2 separate regions of the Homo sapiens genome follow, and region 1 is linked to region 2. The links are chromatin contacts, found by Hi-C or POLR2A ChIA-PET in ENCODE. All regions are on one chromosome and are shown on one strand. The core of a region is the stretch at or near the end of the contact, and the rest is flanking DNA. Distances in the headings are between cores, read along the strand shown.

The links. A loop is a pair of places that touch in the nucleus more often than their neighbours do. ChIA-PET counts read pairs that join two places held with the same protein, here RNA polymerase II (POLR2A). Pooled maps may share reads with other maps.
Region 1: a loop to region 2 is called in a map of natural killer cell, with 2.6 times the contacts of the local background. The contact joins two enhancer-like sites. A Hi-C loop is called at or near these places in 1 of 168 maps with a recorded cell type or tissue (natural killer cell), 6 of 37 single-sample maps with no recorded cell type and 11 of 50 pooled maps. POLR2A ChIA-PET finds 5 or more read pairs at or near these places in 1 of 52 experiments (activated CD4-positive, alpha-beta memory T cell).

Annotation. Positions count from the first base shown.
Region 1 is chr18:45,773,812-45,778,212 of GRCh38, forward strand. It overlaps LOC105372093 (a long non-coding RNA gene), which reads right to left. Exons shown (of 10, transcript XR_935423.3): 3 at 4,295-4,401. Among named protein-coding and RNA genes, the nearest start is that of SIGLEC15, 50 kb to the right of the region's middle. Within about 2 kb of position 1,525, at least 24 of the 41 ENCODE cell types and tissues checked have a DNase peak (open chromatin) inside an H3K27ac peak, as active enhancers do.
Region 2 is chr18:45,871,013-45,875,914 of GRCh38, forward strand. All of the region lies in intron 35 of EPG5 (ectopic P-granules 5 autophagy tethering factor), which reads right to left. Among named protein-coding and RNA genes, the nearest start is that of SIGLEC15, 48 kb to the left of the region's middle. Within about 2 kb of position 3,604, at least 7 of the 41 ENCODE cell types and tissues checked have a DNase peak (open chromatin) inside an H3K27ac peak, as active enhancers do.

The DNA.
Region 1 (4,401 bases), core at 275-2,774, 99 kb before region 2:
TCAATGCAGCATTTGTGTAGAGACCTAGGAGGAGAGGGCCTGAACACCAAGCAGTCTCCCTGGTGTTTCTTCTCCATCTTCTATTCATAGCCTTCTACACAAACCAGAAAAAGATCATCAATTTTACACCAGATGTGAGAAGATGCCCACTCCCACTGCCTCCCCCAGTAGTAAGTCCTAATTAAAACTTGCTACCCTCTGAATCTAAAATGATTTAATGCTTCCTTTCCTTTGAAGTGATGATATTACAGATTTTATTATCTTTTCAAGGAGAAAAGGTCTGTTAGAATAAATAAAGCCTTAGTATATGAAGTAATGTTCAGAGTGTCTTATCAACTTTAGTCTTCCCCTGGGAATCCTCTCTCTTCCCCTCTGCTCACCACATCCTGTCCTTCTCTTCCAGCCCTGCTCTGATTATTAACTAAGAACCCATAGAAACTAAGGTTTCCTTTAGCTCTCCCTAAATGGGGTTTGAATAACCCACTAACCATGTTTAAACAGGTCTTCTTAATCATAAACATCACCCTAGAAGACAAACATCACTCTTCTATTATGTGGCTGCCCATAAAACCCAGACAGCTTCCTGTTTCTCTGTTTGGACCTCATGTGCCTGCCAAAGGTATGTGCCATTTCCCAGTGGCTTTGAGGGAGGCATAAAAGCCAGAGCCCACAGGACTGTGTTACTCAGTCTTTGTCTTAGGTCTCAGGTGGGGCCAGATAGGGAGGGGAGTGTCACATCTTGTTGCATTACTAAGGCTGATGGTCACCCAAAATACAAAGATAGGACTGTATCTCTTGGAGATGAAGGTTCACATGTCAACATACACCTCCCACCTATGTCAGTCTTCCCATCCCCAACCTTGGTCATGTCATTCCTCACCTCACTTCCCTCCTACTCCACTTCCAATGTGGAAAGGACCCCTCTTCTCCTGTCCACCCAACTAATAGCTACCTAGCCCACCAAAGTACACTTCAAGCCCCACCTCCTTTCTGAAGCCTCCACTGCCCACTCAGGTGACTTTCTTCTACCATTCACAGATGGTAACATGTGTGTATCATTCCTACCTAAAATGCTGGAGAATGGTATGTTAACTCTTCCTGTGGTATTTGTTTTCCCAACATTATATTTAAGTTCCTGGAGTGCAGAAAGTGTGTGCTGTCCATGTTTGAATGCCCCACATGCCTAATGAAGGACAATGTAGATGGAAGACCCATGAGCAATATACTGAATCAATTAAAGAGACAGGGCATGACATTGTTCAGGCAGCTGTTAATAATAATAATAAAATTAGTTGCTATTATTAAGCCTGTCTTAAACTGCAGAGAACAAGACAGACACAGGGGATGACCTACAAGCTTCAAGACTCAGAGAATTCAACAACCTTAAGAAATACCTCCTGGGCAGAATGCTGTATTTGGAAGGTTGGAAGACTCTGAGCTTGAGAACCCTGAAGAAGGCGGAACTGTTGGGTTGCCGGCAGCCGGGAAGGGTTTGCCTGACACTCTTGGCTGGGCGGGAAGAAATGGGGGGAAGGAGAAGGGCGGCGCACTGGGCTGCTGGAAGCTGGGTTCCTTCCGAAGGGACGTTACGCTACCGTCCGTAATATCACCCCAAGCCCTAGCATTCTCAGGAAAGTCGCTTATGAAGCTATGACTCAAGTGCCGCAGTGCTTGGGCCCACGCTTCGCAGCGTGGAATCAGCGGCGGGGCGCGGCGGCACGAGGAAGCTGTGCAAAGCCGAAGGGGCAGCCTCAGACCAGGAACCTTACCCGTCTGGCGGGTCTTATGGCCGAGTCACCGTGGCGGCGCGGCAGCTCGGGCCCGGTTCTTCCGGGCGGGCCGGGGTGGTCACCTCTGCAAAGCAGGGTTTCTGGGCCGTGATCGAGTCTTGCTCACGGGCATGTCGGGAAACGCCTGCTGCGCTCCCTGCCTGAAAATCCACTCTTGAAAATGCACTCCCTTAGGTTAAAACGCTGCCTTTCCTAAGGACCTTCTTTAAAAGTAAATCCTAACATAAGTTGGTGCAACCAATTTCCTTCCCTTACAGACGCTAAAAGCAGAGCACTGAAGGGGTGGGATTCTTGAAGGGGAGGGAGGGAGGTAAGGCTACTGATGATCCTGGAAGGGACAGCTCCACTGCGAAGGGTTTAGGGGAAGGCGGATATCAGCTCTGGTTGCTCGGTTAGTTTGCCCTATTTGAGCTGACGACTTTCGTTAATGAATTTCACCTCTAGTGCTCAGTGGTTTATCTGAAAGAAAAGGCTGGACTAGAGAAGTGGTTCTCAAATTGGTCCCCAGACCAGCAACATCAGCATCAGCTGGGACCTCGTTAGAAATGAAAACTATAGGCCAGTCCTAGATCTACTGAATGAGGGACTCAGCGGAGAGCCCAGGAATGTCTTTCAACAGCCCTCCAAGTGTTTCTGATTCATGCTGTCATTTGGTGACAAACTGGACTAAATGATCTGGCGAGTCCCTTGCACAGAAGAGAGCTGATACTTTTTAATGTGGTTCATGAGGCCATACAAGGCCCTCACTGATGTGGTCCTCATGTAACTGTCCAGTCTCTTAAGGCAACAGTCTTTCTCATCTACATAAAACTGATAAAACTTTCTCTAAAGAGATTTCCTCTTTGAAACCCAGGCTTACATATGCTGCTCTTCCTGACATAGCCTTTTTCTTCCATTACTATCTCCTATTTGTCCTGTAAGACTTGTTTTGTGATTATCTCTTCCAGGAAGGCCATCTCACACCTCCCAAGGTCAGGTGTCTCCCTTCTGTGTTGTTGTAGCACCTTGTAAATGTTATATCCATTTACCACCTTTATCAGGTCACCCACCAGACTGAGCGAGGTGTGAGCAGAAACTTGTACTTCTGCACGTTCAGTGTCTGACACAATGTTAGCCACTACAGTAATCATCAATGCATGAGTGAATGAATGGATGAATTGAATCCTTTTGTCAACTGAGGGCTCAGATAGTGGCTTTCTGGTTCTTTTTGATCTCTAATCATTGATAATTTAAAGCTCTTCGTGTTACCCCAATGATTTGATCAATGCTTATTACTGTTAGTAATTTTTTTTTTTTTTTGAGACGGAGTTTCACTCTTGTCACCCAGGCCCGATCTCGGCTCACTGCAACCTCCACCTCCCAGGTTCAAGTGATTCTCCTGCCTCAGCCTCCCGAGTAGCTGGGATTACAGGCACCCACCACCATCCTCAGCTAAATTTTTATATTTTTAGTAGAGATGGGGTTTCACCATGTTGGCCAGGCTGGTCTCGAGCTCCTGACCTCAGGTGATCCACCCACCTCAACCTCCCAAAGTGCTGGGATTAGCCACCACACCCAGCAACTGTTAGTAATTCTTTATAGTACATTACATAATACAAATTATTTCATATCCATTAGCCCATTTCAACTTCTCATCAACCTTAAGAATTAGAGTAGGTATTGTTTTAATCATTTTAACAGCTGTAAAACAACTCACAGATATTAAATGGCTTTCCATGGTTACCTATTTCTGTAAAAATTATTTACACAGAGTACAAATAAAACACAAAGTGTCTCCTTGGCAAGGCATAGTGATAGACACATAGGAGTTAAAAACTTATTAAAGACATGATCCTTATCCTCAAGGAACCTCTATTTTAGGAAAAATAAAACATATTCTCCAAATAGCCACAACGTAATAAGTGTATAATAAATCCAATCTTAAGTGAGTCATTCCATTAAGGATTTAGGAGTTTGGTGGACAGAGAAACTGTGGGTGGCAGAGTAGTTAGGGGAAACATGATTGGGGCAGAGGCAGAAATTGCATGATGACTGGACAGAAAAGGATGTGAACAGATATGAGAAGAAAGCCTCCCAGGAGCAGAGAATAGACTAATAAATGAACAGAGACTGGAACAATCAACATTGTCTGGGGCAGTGAATATATCTAATAGCTGTAGCAAATAGCAGAGATGCTATGAAGGGGAGCTGTGAAAGTCAAAGATAGAACTGGTGGTGGCACTACATATGCCACTGAAAGTGGGCTTGATGGGAGGATTTTTCATACTTTTATTAGGCTATTAGTGGCCACTCTTGAAATTACAACATATATCATTGATTTATTAAACATTAATGTTAACTCTTAATTTTCCGTCCTCCCAGACAATGCAAGGACCTTAGAACACTTTAACTCTATTACCTCCCTCCTGACTTGCTATCGTTATCATGGATCTTGAGTATGTATTTTAAACCCCACTAGTCATTATTATTTTCATTTTGCATAGTCAGTATTCATTTATATTTACCTGTGTTGTTTCCATTTTCATTCCTCTTCAATTTTTCCTTCATCTCCAAGCTTTCATCTGGGATCTTCTCTTTACCCAAAGAATATCTGTCAGAATTTCCTTTAGTG
Region 2 (4,902 bases), core at 2,354-4,853:
TTAACTGAAATACACTCCTACAGCTTGTTGCCCTCAGTATGTATTCAGTTTTACACATTTAGTGCTTCATTCATTTGGCACTCAGGAGAAATCCAAAATCCCTCAAAAGGAAATGTTCCATTTTTTAAAAGAAGGCATACAAATAGCCAATAGGTGCATGAAGAAATGCTCAGCATCACTGATCATTAGAGAAATGCAAACTAAAACCACAACAATGTATCAGTGCACAGCTGTTAGGATAGCTGTTATCGAAAAGATGAACGATAACAAGTGTTAGAGAGGATCTGGAGAGAAAGAAACTCTTAAACACTGTTGGGGGGAGTGTAAATTAGTACAACCATTATGGAAAAAGGCATGGAGGTTCGTCAAAAAACTAAAAATAGACTACCATATGATCCAGTAATCTCACTTCTGGGTATATATCCAAAAGAAAGGAAATCGATAGGGAGAAGGGATAACCACACTCCCATGTTCACTGCAGCATTATTCACAATAGCCAAGATATGGAAACAACCTAAGTGTCCTTCAAAAGATGAATGGATTTTTCTAAATGTGGTGTATATACACAATGGAATACCAGTCTGCCTTAGAAGAGGAGGAAATCCTGTCATTTGCAACAACATGAATGAATCTGGAGAACTCATGCTAAGTGAAGAAAACGAGGCACAGAAAGACAAATGCCACATGCTCTTACTCATATGTGGAATCTAGTAAGTTGAACTCATTGAAGTAGAGAATAGAATGACAGTTACCAGAGGCTGTGGGGTGTCAGGGGAAAAGGGAGGGAATGAGGAGTTGCTGATCAAAAGGGCACAAAGTTTCAGAGGGCAGGAGGAATAGGTTTCAGGATCTATTGTACAGCAGGGTGACTACCGTCCACAACAATGCATTACGTATTTCGAAATCAGAAGAGAACCAACTTTAAATGTCTCATCATAAACAATGAAAGGTAAGCAAGGTGATGGATATCTTAATTATCTTGATTTAATCATGCCACACTGTAAATCACACTGTACCCATCAATGTATATAATTATGATTTGTTAATCAAAAATAACATTAATTTTTTAATTTTAGAAACGGTGGAAATGTTCCAAATGACTAAAACTTAATTAACCCTTGGTGCAATGAAACTAGTCCATTAACTGTCATTCATGTAAGTCATTCTAAAATAAATCTCACGCTTTTCTGAGACCTGGATTATTACTCAATATTATCCTCACAAGTATCAATTCCATTAATGCCTTCAAGGGCTAATGACTATATAAGGGACATTTAGTCTAAAACAAGTGGTTTCAGACTTTCTGGTTCCATGCTAATGGAATGCAGTCAAAGAAGAGAGAGCCACACACAGTAAGAACAGAAACCTGATGGTTTCTCAACACAAATCTTTTAAAAAATGGCCAACGAGGCTGTGTGCAGTGGCTCACGCTTGCAATCCCGGCACTTTGGGAGGCCGAGGCAGGCAGATCACTTTAGGTCAGGAGTTCGAGACTAACCTGGCCAACATGGTGAAACTCTGTCTCTACCAAAAATACAAAAATTAGCCAGGTGTGGTGGCAGGCACCTGTAATCCCAGCTACTCGGGAGGCTGAGGTGGGAGAACTGCTTGAACCAGGGAGGCAGAGGTTGCAGTGAGCCAAGATCGCACCACCGCACTCCAACCTGGGCAACAGAGTGAGACTCCTTGTCCAAAAAAAAAGCCAATGAGCATCAACACATTGTACCAGACAACTCTCATTTCTAACATGCTTGTACCCTCAATTCCACAACCCGGCATGGAACAGGAATGCACATTTTTAACAACCTTTAAGACAGAGGTTAATGATAGCATTCGTTTAAATATGGATAAAAGACAGTTTTGTTTAGATAAAGTTGGGTAAGTATGTAGAAGATATCCAGAAGGATGTCTTAGGATAGACTGAGCTGATAGTTCCAGCCAAGACACAAATTCTGTGACGTCAGATAAATTCTTTTCATTTTCAGGTCCCCACTTTTCTCATCCATAGAAGGAGCTAGTGGATCAGATAACCTCACTAAAAAGCTGCAATACTTCTTCATCCTACCTTGCAAAGCTCTCCTGTTTCCTTTCTTTGAACCCAGCTACCAAGTCTTGATGTCTGTGAACCCTTCTGTCCTATGCCACTTTCTTATTTTATTCATATACAGGGGCAAGAGAGCCTTGGGGTGCTTTCCCCTATACTAAGAAATTAAATATGGCTGGGCATGGTGGCTCATGCCTGTAATCCCAGCACTTTGGGAGGCCAAGGCAGGCGGATCACAAGGTCAGGAGTTCAAAACCAGCCTGGCCAATATGGTGAAACCACGTCTCTACTAAAAATACAAAAATCAGCCGGGTGTGGTGGCGGGCGCCTGTAGTCCCAGCTACTCGGGAGACTGAGGCAGGAGAATCGCCTGAACCCAGGAGGCAGAGGTTGCAGTGAGCCAAGATCCTGCCACTGCACTCCAGCCTGGGCAACAGAGTGAGACTCAGTCTCAAAGGAAAAAAAAAAAAAGAAATTAAATATATAGCCTTTATGATTATAATTTGGTGCTCAAATCTTTTTCTCAGTAATCAATATATTCTGGATGGTAAAAAGCAGCTAGAAGTCTGCCTTTCAAAAAAATAATTGAGTACTACTAGGATTTCATGTGTTACTCATTGAACCACTATTTATCAAACACACACTGAGAATATGGCATTACCCTAGTTTTGTAGGGAGCAAAAAGAAGCAAAGAATAACATTTCTGTTATTCTATGAAGAGTTTACACCTCTTCAAGGTAAGATAAGATATATAAAAGATAAATCAGAAATACAAATAAGGTACAGCCAGACAAAATGAAATGAGCTATCCAGCCATGAAAAGGCATAAAGAGACTTCAATGTCTATTACTAAGTGAAAGAAGTTAATCTGAAAATGCTATGATTCCAACCATAGGACATTCTAGAGAAGGTAACACTATGGAGATAGTAAAAGGATCAGGGGTTGAGGGGAGGGAGAGATGAACAGGCAGAGCGCAGAGGATTTTTAAGGCAGTGAAACTGCTCTGTATGATACCACAATGGTGGGCACATGTTATTTGTCATTTGTCAAAACCCACCGAATGTGTTTACCAAGAGAGAACACTAATGTAAATCATGGACTTTCATTGATAATGATGCCTTAATGTAGGTTCATCAATTATAACAAATGTATCACCCTGGTGTGGAATGTCCAGAGTGGGGAAGGCTTGTGCATGTGTGGGGGCAGAAGGTATAAAGGAATTCTTGTACTTTCCACTTAATTTTGCTGTAAACCTAAAACTGCTCTAAAAAATAAAGTCCGTTAAACAAAAAATAAAATCTATTACAAAAAAAAAACAAAACTGGATGACATATGCTTAACTGTATGTATTAGCTCATTTTCACACTGCTGATAAAGACATATCCAAGACTGGGTAATTTACAAAGAAAAAGAGGTTTAACAGACTCACAGTTCCATGTGGCTGGGGAGGCCTCACAATCATGGTGGAAGATGAAAGGCATGTCTTACATGGCAGCAGGCAAGAGAGAGAATGAGAGCCAAGCAATACGGGAAACCCCTTATCAAACCACCAGATCTCATGAGACTCATTCACCACCAGGAGAACAGTATGAGGGAAACCGCCCCCATGATTCAATTATCTTCCACTGGCTCCCTCCCACAACACATGGGAATCATGGTAGCTACAATTCAAGATGACATTTGGGTGGGGACACTGCCAAACCATATCACTCTATAACTAAATGCCACACAAACACATGGCAGCCACAGGGGCACTAGGTGTATTCAGTGGAAGAAAACACCATGGGCCAGAAGCAAAGAGGAAGCCAGAGTGTTAAACAGATGCTGAAACCAGCCAACCGAGGACTATTTGCCTGCTGAGTTTTAACAGCACAAGAGGACAGAACATGAGGTTTTCTAAGGACTATATTCTTACTGAAAGGGTAGAATGGGGCAAAAGAGGAAACTTCTCTGCCTTACCCTAGATTGTGAGTCAGGAGAGATCAAAAAGTTTACTGTGAGAATTGAGGCCAGCCCGCAAGTGAGTTTGGGGTTTCATTTCATGTAACTGGTAGCACGGGAAACCCCAAACCAAGAAGTTAAGTAGTTCCAATTGACAACAAATGTAGATCCTCTCTGGAGGACTTACACACCCTCAGCCTAGGCCTTATGAGATTCCCATCAGTCTCTCTAAATATGGGCTCACAATACAAAATTTAAAAACACACAAGGAAACATGCCTCCAAGAACAAGAATCCAAAGGAAAATTAAACAGCAGCATAAGACAACCCCCAACAGGAATTTCAGATAATAGAATTAATGTACATACATCATAAAGTAAGCATGTTTAAACAAATTCTAAGGAAATAAAAAATAGAATTTTAAATGAAAGAAAAGATACTACCAAAAAGGATCAGGGTACATTTGAAAAACAAACAAATAGATCTAGAAATGGAAAAAATAATCACTTCAATGAAAAATTCAATTGATATATTTTAAGCAGATGAGACAGAGCTGGAGAGAGACTAAAGAAATGGAAGGAAGACCTCTAGAAATTACCCATAATAAAGCAAAAAAAGACAGAAAATATGAAAAAGAGGTTAAGAGTTAGGGAGGACAGGAAGAAACTCAACATGCAGGACAGGCAATATTGGAAGAGAGAAAGACTGCAAATTTACCATAACTGAGAAACTCAGAGCAACCTAACAAAAAAAGGTAAGAAGTTACACACCTAAAGGCCGGGCGTGGTGGCTCACACCTGTAATCCTAGCACTTTGGGAGGCCGAGGCGGGCAGATAGCCTGAGCTCAGGAGTTTGAGACCAGCCTGGGCAACATGGTGAAACCCCGTCTCTACTAAAACTACAAAAAAATTAGCCA